Regions from separate parts of the Homo sapiens genome. Here region 2 is linked to region 1. The links are chromatin contacts, found by Hi-C or POLR2A ChIA-PET in ENCODE. All regions are on one chromosome and are shown on one strand. Each heading gives the region's core, a stretch centred on a gene start or an enhancer-like site at or near the end of the contact. The rest is flanking DNA. Distances are from core to core; before and after follow the strand shown.

What was found. A loop is a pair of places that touch in the nucleus more often than their neighbours do. ChIA-PET counts read pairs that join two places held with the same protein, here RNA polymerase II (POLR2A).
Region 2: a map with no recorded cell type shows a loop between it and region 1 (25-fold over the local background). The contact joins the promoter of SEMA7A here to the promoter of MYO9A in region 1. A Hi-C loop is called at or near these places in 1 of 37 single-sample maps with no recorded cell type. POLR2A ChIA-PET finds 5 or more read pairs at or near these places in 1 of 52 experiments (OCI-LY7).

The regions. Positions count from the first base shown.
Region 1 is chr15:72,114,802-72,120,649 of GRCh38, forward strand. MYO9A (myosin IXA) reads right to left here and starts at 3,349. Exons shown (of 42, transcript NM_006901.4): 1 at 2,879-3,349. SENP8 (SUMO peptidase family member, NEDD8 specific) reads left to right here and starts at 3,602. Exons shown (of 2, transcript NM_145204.4): 1 at 3,602-3,663. RefSeq lists an enhancer at 2,291-2,500 and a silencer at 2,701-3,470.
Region 2 is chr15:74,430,707-74,436,791 of GRCh38, forward strand. It overlaps SEMA7A (semaphorin 7A (JohnMiltonHagen blood group)), which reads right to left and starts at 3,252. Exons shown (of 14, transcript NM_003612.5): 1 at 3,035-3,252. The coding sequence starts at 3,212. RefSeq lists silencers at 2,415-2,534, 2,685-2,834, 2,885-3,394.

The DNA.
Region 1 (5,848 bases), core at 2,099-4,598:
ATGTCTGAAAAGTCTTTGACTAATATTTATTTCAAACTGAGTTAACATAACCAAAAATCACTCCAACTAAAAACCTTAATATTCTTGGCAAATCATATTTTCAAACCTCCTACATTTCTCTGCTATTAAAGACTGAACAAACTTCCACATAGTATAATCCAAATGATTAGGAAAGATGGAGTTTATATCGCTAACTTCTATTGAGGTACTTGTTAAAAAAAATCTAAGTTTACCCAATTTCCCTCAGGAACTATATACTACTAAAATAACTAAGGGAAAACAACTGTTAAAAATTCATATATTAGATAGTGAATCTCACTGTTAATGCTTAAACTAGAATAAGTTTTTTAAAGGCACTTAATCATGTAATTTACTAATTTAAATATTCAACTCTACCTGTAATTTAAATGTTGGGTTTCCATCCTAAAACCTTTTCTCCTCCCTTCTGTATGATTTTGCCTCCAAAATCTACTGCTATCAACCCAGAACCTGATACTGAGCTTCAGCCACAAATCCAAATGCCTAATGGTCATCTACATCTGACAGAACTACAGTCACCTAAACTGAACATGTCACAAATTAACCCCTCTATCCTTCCTCCTTGACAAAATAAAAACAAAATCCCACTCCTTCATGGGAATCCCCACCTCAGTGAAAGGCACAAGCCAGAAACCTAGATTTTATCCTGTATGCAACTTCTCCCCAACCCCAAATACAATAAAATCACCAACTCAACTCCGAATATCCAAGTTCAGATCCAGTCTCACCATTTGCCTGGATAACCCTAATATTCCTGGCCTTTAGTCTTATTCTACTCTTCAATTCACTGCAGCCAGAATGACTTTTTTAAAATGCAAATCTGATCATTCCAGTCCCCTGCTTTAAAATCCTTCAATAATTTAATAAATATTATAATCATCATCACAGCTAGTCACACTGTGGAAGCTCAGAGGTTCAATGAGAAATTTAGTTACATCCTTTCTGTAGGTTCAACATAAAAGAATCATCAGGAATTTTTTTCAACTCACAAAATTATTTAAACATACATATAACATCAGACACATTTAAAAGAAAAGCATGTAACATTGTTGGTAAAAGCAAAACACCAAAAATAACCTCCAGTCCACAAAAATGGAATACTATCCAGCCAGTAAATGAGGCACTTCCATATGTATTGTTAAGAAATGACCTCTAGGATGTAGTATTAAGTAAAAAAAACAGGCTATGTATAGAATGTAAAGTATGCAACCATTTGTGTACAGTGTCTTAAAAATATAAATGTGTAGGTTTATATATTGGAAATATCACAGAAAGGATACACATGAAGCTGGAAATAGTGGTTGCCTCTAAAGAGGAAAAATGGGTGGCTGGAGAGTGAAGGCGGAACAGAAATTTTTACTACATTACTCTTCCGAAACTTTTGGCTTTTACGTCTAGTTATTATCTATAATTTTAATGTGATTTTCTCCTGTTACTTTAACATTTTTTACTGTGTGTGTGTGTATGACTACAAAGACCTCTTTATATTTCATCTTTATACCAATATTAAAATTACGTACTGATCATTTGATGCAACATTACATTTCTTTCTTGACAACTCAGGAGCTCAACTTCTACAAACATTTTATTCAACATTTTACTGCTATTGAGAAGGCTGTTGTTGGTAATGACCTCAGTGAACACTGCATGATTTCTGTACTTGCTTCTTGGAGAAGCAAGACAGCAGCACCAGGCAACAGAAGTTTATTATTAAACCGACATCGAAGCATTCAGGGATTAAGGAATGCTACAAATCTTATTTTTCTAGCAAATCCAAAAAACAGTGAATCCAAAAAAAGTCCCCTAGTATCCTTTAAAAATAAAAATAAGAAACAGTTCTAGTATCTGCAGCAATCGACAAGGAGGTGAAGTAATACTACAAGACGACATAGTTATATCCACTAGTGCAACGTGATTTAATCCTTACAGAGGTCCCTAAAACATCAGTGCTGGACAACCTCACACGTTCTACACAGAACAGACAAGACGAGGTGCAGGCTCTGTGACCTTATAATGGCACACACACAACTGGCCTCATGCTTCCATAACTTCACTCTGCCTCCCACTTTTTTCAGCCCAACCCCTCCAAACATGGGTCTCGGTCGGTCCCCTTAAGCCACAATGGAGGGAATACATTAGGCTAAGCAAATATTCCCTCAGGATTTCATGGCAAAGCCCTTTCAACCAAAGAAAGGATCGCGACTAAGGAGAAAGATAACAAGGTTTGCTTGAGGAGAGGTCTGTTGAGAGAGGCTACAGTCGGTGGTGGGAGAGAAGCCAAAGTCTGTGACGGTGTCTAGAGGGACTGACACCACATCTACCGGGAGTAAGAACACCATGACAGCGGCTATCTGAAAGCCGTGATGGCTAGGGTTAGTGCTAGTCGGCTTGGTGATGAGCGAGCTGGGAGGGGTTCTACTAAGAAGAGTAGGGCGAGGGGCACATGGGGGACGCAATGGGTTAGGGGGCGGTCGAGACTTTGCCTGAGAACTGTAATCACGTCAGCCCAAGGGAGGATGTAACGTAGTCTAGAAGCTCCATTAAGAGTCCTAAGGGACTCTGAGGGGTACTAATGGGGTCTGCTGGGTTGGGGGGACCGTGACAGAATCTCCGGGGAGGCTGGAGGGCCGGAATGGTGCCCGGCCAATGGAAGATACAGGGGGTGGGGTCTACTGGGGATCCGGGGCCGTGATCTGGTGTTTGGGAGGCTCGGCGCAGACCCGCTCGCGGGGCGTCTCCGCTGGGACGGGGCGGGGCGGCCCGACCGGAGCCAAATAGCGAGGCTGAGACGTGGGCCAGGACGGGCTGCAGGGCCGCTGGGCGCTTGGGCGGGTCTTACCTCGGGCTCCGCCGCGGTGGCCACCGCAGCCCCCTCCTCTTCGACGGAAGCTGCCTTCCACCCTCCGCCCCAGGGTAGGACCGGAGATGGCAGAAGAGGCCGAGGCCACCGAGGGTCGGACGGTTCCGGGAGGGTGGGCCCAGCAGCCTCAGGGTCCGGGCGAGCGGCCGCGGCGCATCCCCCGCCCTGTCAGAGAGACTCCGCCCGGCCTGAGCAGGCACATCCCCCGCCGCACCCCGCCCAGAGAGCACGCGTTGGACCGCCGCCTCAACCGCTGCCAGCGGCCGCCTCTGCCGGTGCAACTACTGCCTCCGCCGCCGCCTCTCGCAGTCCGGGCTGTCCTGTACTCTCTCAACAGACACAGCCAACCGCCGCCGCGTCCCTTATCCGCTTCGGTCGCGCGCCCCCGACCCCGCGCACGCGGCCCCGCCCCGCGCGACTCCCCGGCTGCAGGCGAGCAGGCGCGCGCGCACTTACCTCCCACGCCCCCTACTGCCAGCACGGGTCGGCCCCGCCCTGTCCCGCCCCCGCACGTGACGCCACTGGAGAGTACAGCGTGCGCTTGCGCAGACACGCCCCCTTTCCTACGCCCCAGGCGGCCCCGCCCAAATTTTTTCTTCTTCACCTTACGGCAGAGCAGGGAACTCAGCTTTAGATTCTCCCTGTACTGGAAAGGGATGTCGCAAGGTTGGGGACGAAACCTCTGAGTTTGCGACCGTAGCTGTCGCTTTCCGGCCAACACAGAGGTGCCTGAAGGCTGGTTGGGGTGGTGAGGCCCGAGGCAGGTAAGAAGCCTCCTCCCCACTTCGGTTTGTCTCGGCAGTGGATCGCTCTCCCACCCACTCAGATTCTGGCGTATCCGTGCTCCCTCCCGATTCTGGACCTGGATTCTCAGCGCCGCCGGTCATAGCCCCCGCCCCTTTTCAAACACGCACGCTCTCTCCACCCACTGCCCCCTCCATTGTCCCCGCCCCGACCTCCGTTTCCATTCATTTCTCAGACTTTTCACTGAGTGGTTTCCATGCCTTGGGTTCCAGAATGTCAGAGGCGAATTAAGTGGTGTCAGCTTTTTGAAGTGCTTTTGTATAGGAGACCGTGAGAGAATCCGCAGTGGTAGTACAATAAAGTGACAATAGAGAAAAATGCACGGGATGCTGTCTGCGCACAGAAGAGGGGTCCCAGGTTGTGTAGGAGGATAACGTGAGGAAGCCCTTTCCAGGGTGACTTTTGGGTCACTTTTAGAGGACTGTGTTAAAAGACTAGTAATCCAGTACCTGGTCAAAGAAATACGAAAGGAGGTAAAAGCAGAATAACGGGCGCAAGAGCATGTGACAGTGGTGGTCTGAAAGAGAAAAAAGAAGTAAAATAAACCTGATGGAAACCGTACTAGTGTAGACTTCCCTTTAAAGAAGCATCGTTATAAAGTTAGAGAAATGAGGAACGAGAATATGGCCCTCAGGAATGTTTTCTGTTTAGGTAGAAGACTCAAAAGCGTACCATGAAACCGAGAAGTGGCCTCTTCGAGGGTGAGGGAGGCTAATTTATAAGATCAAGATCACTAGTGGAACGCAACCTTGTATGTGCATTTGAATCACCTGGGAAACTTTTTGTTAAATAAAACCAATACTGTTGCCCCACTCTAGACCAATTAAATTCTGGGTTGTGCCAGGTGTCATTACTGTTTTAAAGCTCCACAGGTGACTCTAATGCTAAAGATTGAGACTCACTAAACTAGAGAGAAGGAAGTTGAGACAGTTGGCTCTGTAACATTAAGATGGAGGTCATTTAGCCGGGCGCGGTGGCTCACGCCTGTAATCCCAGCACTTTGGGAGGCCGAGGCGGGTGGATCACGAGGTCAAGAGATCGAGACCATCCAGGCCAACATGGTGAAACCTCGTCTCTACTAAATATACAAAAAATTAGCCGGGCGTGGTAGCAGGCGCCTGTAGTCCCAGCTACTCGGGAGGCCAAGGCAGGAGAATGGCATGAACCCGGAAGGCGGAGCTTGCAGTGAGCCAAGATCGCGCCACTGCACTCCAGCCTGGGTGACAGAGCGAGACTCCGTCCCCGCCCCCAGAAAAAAAAGATGGAGGTCATTTAACTACAGAGAGGCTTGGAGATGGAATGAGAAACTTGAGCGGCGTTATGTTTGGAATAACTGGTCTGGGAAATGGGAGAAGGAGCCACTCTTGCCTTTCTCTTCAGCACTGTTCATTCCTCAGTGTTTATCAGGTCCAAATTAGTTACTTGTCTCTTTGCTCTCCCGTTCCCTTCCGTCCAGGATTGGTCAGCTGTTGTCTCCAGCCTTAAAGCTCAAAGGCCATCCCCACTTCTGTCCCCAAAATGATCAGAGCTAAGCCAATTTATGAGATGCAGAGACCAACATCCAGAGCTAAGCCAATTTATGAGATGCAAAGACCAACATCCACTCTCATAGAGATTACTACATACAGTGCCTTGCCAATTTAGAATCTTTTTCTATTATTTATCATTTAAGTTAGTAATGAGATATAAAGATATTTAAAATACAGCTCAATTAGGATGGAAAATTACCGTATTAGGGAAAGCAGGCCTTTAAACAAAGAATTCACTTGGCAGGCAGAGAAGCTGTATGAGGTAAAGACCAAGACAGTGTATGGCTGCTATCTATTAACTAGGGTTAATCCAAAAACCTGTCTATCAGACCCAGATAAGAACGAGTTATTGTTGTCTAGTATGGCTAGAGCATAGTATGGAGAGTAGAGGTGGGACAGAGATGAAGATGATAAAGTGGGTGTGAACAGATTATGAGGAGCCTTGAATTCCATGGTGAAGAGTTTAGATTATATTACTAGAAGTAATTAATAAGTACAAAAAAGGTTCTTAACCTCTTTTACCCAGTGGACCTTGTTGGCAGTCCACCTTATAGATTCAGTCTCAGAAAAATGTTCTTAAATATATAAAATAGAATACGTAGTAATATAAAGGAAA
Region 2 (6,085 bases), core at 2,002-4,501, 2.3 Mb after region 1:
TGAGACTCTGTGGAGGGAGTTCACCTTGAAGGTGATGAACACATCTAAGTCCCCAAGGGGGCAAGGATTTCCACTGGAAATGCTGATGCTTGGGAAGCCCCAGATGTGACCTCATCCCCTGGAGGAGGTAACAACAACCTCCTGCCCTGGGGAGCAGCCCCAGAATGGCTCCCCAGCAGCCACCAAGTCAACAATAACATCCCGTTGTTTCACTGGACAAAAGCGAGGGAGGGCAGAACCAGCCGGGCAGGTTGAGACTGGGGATATGGGTTCTGTTTCCCCATGGACAGGCTGGTTCACCTCTGACCTTGGGGTTCCAAGCCTTCTTTAGCTCCTCCAACCACTGATAAAATGGAAGAGGGGTGCACAGCTTACAAACGCATGCCAACCTCCTGCTAAGCCCCAGCCCTCACCTGCAATCTACTCCCTTACAGTTCCTGCTTACAGGAAGATCAGGACCACACATGCACATCCTTGACTGGCCCATGTGTCAGTGACAGCCCTTGGGGGACAATCCCTACAGCCTTTCTTGCTCTGGCAGGCTCTAAGGGTCAAAGACAAGTGTGGAGCTCAAGGACACCCAGCAGGTACATGATGGCCCATCTCTCTCCCTGGCCTGAGCTACGCTGTGCCAGACTTTCATCAAGCTGCAGAGGCAGCAATCTCCCTGATCAGTGCAGGCTGGGCCCCTCTCAGAGTTCCCTGCTTTAATCTTTCTCTAGAACTTGGGGATCCAAGCAGCAGAAAATAAAGAACTTTCCATACCTATTCCAGTCCCCACAGCTGTCCTGACTCAAAACTAAAACCCCCATCTATGCCTCATAGAGAAATGGCTCCAGAACCACCACCATCCCTGATTTTGTCATTCCTGGATACCACCATACTCCCACCCACCACTGGTAGACAGAGCTCTAGGCTTCCAGAAAGACCCCCTCTTACCCTGTTCCTGGGTTTGTCCTACCCAAGCCCATTCCTGTCCGATTGCCATGTGTCACCCCACAGGAGACAGGAGGCAGCTGTCAGTCGGGCACACCATCACCAGCTGGTGGCCCTGGGGGTGGGGGGCAGGTGAATGGCAGGGCCTGTCTGGCCAGTGGGGCACCTGGCACTGGTGAAGGAGACCACAGACTGTCGTTGGACAAGACTGGTGAACGGTTGGCAGACCCCAGCCAGCGGGGCTCAACAGTGCATTACTAAGCAGAGGGCACAGCCAGTGTGGCTACAGCAGTGAACTGCGGGCGGGGGGGTAGGCCATGGAGCTGTGCTGGGAGCTTCGAAAAGTGGGTAAGAGGACTGAAAGCAACTTTAAATAGCCTCAGGGTGGGAACTAAGTGCCCAGGATGGGATGTATGCATTAAGTGCTAAGAAGTGGGTGTGCATTAAGTGGGGTGGGGGTGGGGGGTCATGGGAAGACTTTGGGACAGGCAAACAGAGTCAAAATGCAAGGGGTTTGATGGAGGGAAAGATTCCAGAACACTCAGATGTGGCCATTTGTCCCCTCCAGAGTGCCCACACGCTATGATGTCCAAGACAGCCAAGGAGACTGAGGGAAGGCAAAGCTGCTGGGAGGGCAAAGGAAGCTTGGGCTGGAGCTGGGATGGCAGAGGGGTGTGCAGGCCTCCTCCATGTACAGGCGGCCGGAGCTCTAGCAGCACTGCTCGGCTTCCTCCAGGAGCACCTCAGGCTGGGTAGCCGAGCTGGTCCCCAGAGCACCTCATTCATGGTCCCTGAACCACCTAAATCCTTCTCCCCTCCCTAACCCAGAACCTGGACTGGTCCTGTGCCAGATCAGAGCCCCTGCCTGCACCTGGGCTCCCACACTGCTCAGTGACCTTGGGCAAGTCACATTCCCTCAGCTACTGCGGCAGTTCGGGCCACTCGTTTTGTGTATGGTTTTTTTTCCCCTCTGCTAATAATACCTGCCCCAGATAATGCTCAGACTCCCGCAATCCCTGCAAACTGCCAAAGGCATCAAAAGGCTCCCGGTGGGGCCAGACCCGACCAGTTCCCCCAGCCCCCACTGCGAGTCCCCCACCATCACGACAGGGGGGCCGCAGACACGCCAAATTTGGGGACAGAGCCGAATCGGACTGGGGGCGGGGAGGCATTTGTGTGCAATGCAGGGGAGGGGAGATCAGTTCCTCGCGGCAGAAAGCCTCAAACCCCCGCCTAACCGGCTTTCTGTCCCATAGTACAGGGTCTAAACTGAGGTGCCCTGGGGGAGACTCCAGTCCCCCAGGTTCTTATTATCTACCCTGGCCTAAAGGCTGCACCCCCGCCCTAGATCCACCGCCTGGGGGTCCCAACGGCCGTGCCCCACCCAACGGGCACTGCCCCCCAACGCTGGAGCCGATTTCTGGTGACAACTGCCACGTGCGGGCAAGGGGGGAGCGGCCGGTCCCGGCATTGCTGAGGCAGCGCCCTGGTACCCCAAGCCGCCGCACCGCACCATGTCCCGCCGCTCGCTGCAGGATGCCCACCCCCTTGCCTGGCCCGAGCTCCGGGCCGGGGCGGGGGCGGGGGCAGGCGGCGGGGTCTTTGTTCCCGCTGCCGAAGCGCGGCGGCGGCGGCAAGGGGTCCGCGCCCCCCTTGCCGGCCCAGCCTGCGCCCCGCGCGCCAGCAGAGCCCGCAGCTCAAAAGGAGGGTACCCGGGTTGGGGTCCCAGGCGGGGAAAGGTCCTCCGCCGAAGCCCCCGAGCCAGAGGACCCAGAGTGGCTCGGGGCCGAGAGAGGGGCCCGCCCCCTCCCCTGGCGCCCGGGCGTTGCGGCTCCTGGCTGCCAGGGACTTGGTGCGACTTAGCCGGGGCTCCGGCCCCCGCCGCTCGCTCGCCGCAGCGTTACAGCCGGCTCTGGTGTGCCAGCGTGTACACTCACACACACTCACCCAAACCCACACGCTCCACGCGGGGACAGCGCGGGGACAGCCCGGGACCCGCAGAGCTGCGCGCACGCACTCCCTCCGGGTGCAGCACACTCCGCACCCGCCCCGCGCAGCGTCTGATCCCGCGCCTGACCGGCCGCGCGGCGCCGCCTACCTTTCCAGACGGCGAAGATGCGGGGTCCGCTCCTTAGGTGGCCCTGGGCGGAGGCGGCGGCCGCCCAGAGCAGCAGCAGCAGCCGCAGCCGCAGCGGAAGCCCCAACCGAGCCGGCGGGCCAGGGACGCGGGCGCGCGGTGCGCTGGGGGCGGCACGTCCGGGCGGAGGAGGCGTCATCCCGTGGCCCCGGGAGCGACAGCGGCAATCAGCCGAGACTGAGCCAGCGCCCGGCCGCAGGCAGACCCAAGCGCCAGGAGGCGGAGCCAGCGCTGACCCCACCCCGCCCCTCCCCCCGCCCCTCGCAGCCTTTTCTCGCCTCACTGGCTTTCCTGAGCGAGAGCGGAACTGCTGGGGGAACCTTCGCCACCCTCTCCCGGGCAACTCTACGGGGAAAGCCCAGCTGCGGACAAGCCAGACTTGTGGTCTTCTGCCAGGGGCGGCAGGCCCTATCCCCTCTCTGGGCCTCAGTTCCACTCCCCGCACCCCGTAAAAAGATTGGCGTAGAAGTCGTGGAGGACCTCTCTCCAAGGGCGCAGAGGAGTCCAACACCCAACAACCTTGCTATGGCCAGCTAAGTGGTTCGCACCCTGAGGACTATGGTCCTCGGAGGATGCGTTCGCCTAAGTGGACACGGCTCCCTGCTGAGCCTACCAGCAGGCACAACGATGATATGTGGGGAGCACTCAGGGACCCGCTGTTGCTTTGCCTGGGAGAACACTGGAAATTTTTCATCTTGGCCTGGCTCCTTCCCCTCCCTCTCCTTTCTCCTCCCTTTCCCAGCCAGCAGCCTTCTGGGCTGCCTCCCCCCAAGCCAGCTGGTGTACGCTCAGAAAATCCAAACTCATTTCCATGTGAGTGGAGGGGGATATAATTAGGAAGGCCCCTTCCCCAAGTAGAGAGGGGAGCATCCCCCGTGCCCCACTCACTGTGGGGGAGGGAGGGTCAAAGCAGCTTAAGGGGATCTCTGCCCGCAAAGTGCCTAGGGCTCAGCTATCTCAGGCAACCTGACCATTCAGTGGGGACTCCCTTGGGGGGTCCAGGCCCAGACCCTCTGCAGTTACCTGAGCAGTCCAGCCAGCTCTGCCATCAGCTCCTCCTCTCAGAACTACGTGCCTGCCCTTTGTAAAAGGGTCTCCTCTCTCTAGACCAGACAGGGCCCAGACCTACCACTTCCACTTGTGCCCCAGGGAACCATGAATGGAAAATCCACCCAGCTCAGTAAGTACTTATCTAGTGTTTACTGGATGTCTAGCTGCACTGAGAGGAGACAGGCCGAGGAAGGAGTAGAGGTGAACATCCAACCTTCAGAACTCACAGACCTAGACACGATTCACGCACTGCAGACACCAGCAAAGGCGGTGGGCTGGCTGCCCTCTGCCCTCTGCCCTGCTCCATGGGGCCAGGACCATTTGGTTGTTGTTTTTACCTCCTGGAACCAGGAAAGTTTTGCTACCAAGAAGTTTGGCTTTACCATTCTACATTTTGCTTCCAGTTGTCCCCTCCTTCTTCCCTCAGAGTCCTGAGGCACCCCAGCAGGCCAGGAAGGTAAACTCAAGGTACCTCCAGAGACAGTGCAGAGTGAGGTTCCTGGCCCACTGGGTGAAGCCAACAGCCTCCTGATACACAGGGGCACACTGCCCCAGAGAGGGAGGCTGTGGACAGTCTAAGAGCTCCTCCTCAGGCCTGCACCTAAGCCTGTGGCCCTGAAGCCAGCAGTGGAGCCTGGCCCAGGCCAGCCTCTAAGATGGACATTCGGTTTCACCTGCTAGACAGGTATTGCCCTCAGTGTCTGTCCTCTCTATGCAAAGCTAGGGCAAACTAAGAAATCACCTGTCTCTGCCTTTTGGAACTAAGAATTCAAATGGATTCAAAATCAATGATAACACTGCCCATGTGCATGGCAACTCACAACACATAACCCACATTCACCTACCTCATCTCTGCCAGTCCTCCACTCTCTTCCTCTCACTGAGGGAGGGAGCGTAACTCCACTGCAGAGAAGAAAACTGAGGTACAGGGAGGGACAAGGACGGACCTGCCCGAGGTCAACCGGTAAATGGTAGAACGAAGATGGGTTTTCTGACTGCAATAACAATTGCTAACACTGTGGTTCCTATGTGCTGTGCCATCTCATAGCCTCTCCCAACTCATTCAATCTTCGCACTCCTATGAGATAGGAGCTATTAGTCACCTCCCTTTACAAATGAAGAAATCAAGGCACAGACAAGGGATGTGAAGTGCCAGGATCGCACAACTAGAGGCAGGACGGATTGAAACTCAGGTGGTTTCTCAAGGACCCACACCCTTGACTTCTCTCTGTGTGATGTACCCTGGCACTGCTGCCTCCTGTCTGTGGCTGAAGTCTGGGTCCAAACCATCCCCAGAAGGACCTAGATAGGGCCCAGGTCACCAGGTGCTGAGTAGGAGGGCAGACCAGGGAATGGGCTCAATCTCCCAATCAACAGAGTAGCAGATGGAAACTGGGGTAGATGCCAGATAATTTTTTTTCCAGACTGGGGGGTAGGGGGGAAGGAAGTAGTACTTAAGACCATCCTCCCCACAAGCCAGCCAACCTGGGGACAAAGGGCCAGGCGAGATGGCAGCCCACTCTCTCGGTTGGCTGCAGGCAGCCAGGGGAGGAGAGAACTAAGCCCATGACTTGAGGCAATAACTTTATAAAGGGAAAGGCAGCTAGACTGTGGGGCAGGCACTATGACCAGAGTTTAGGCATGGACTTTCCTGCCTCAGGCAGCATAGGAAAATCAAGTCAGAATGGTATAGGTGGTGTCAGAGGCCTGCCTGCCTCATTGGAGGCCAAGGCTGGCTCTTGAGCCTGGACCAAGAACAGGGGCACAATTCCCACTCACAGCCAGTGATGGGAAGTGGACCAGCAGAGGAAGCAACACATGTGGATGCTGACACGTCTGATGGGGAGGCACATTCTTGTCCCTCCCTTCTCCATGATTCCACATTCAGGGGAGGGAGGAAGAAATGATGCAGGGCTTCTATCGATAAGAAAAATACCTTGAGAAGGATCACTTCCTGAGCCC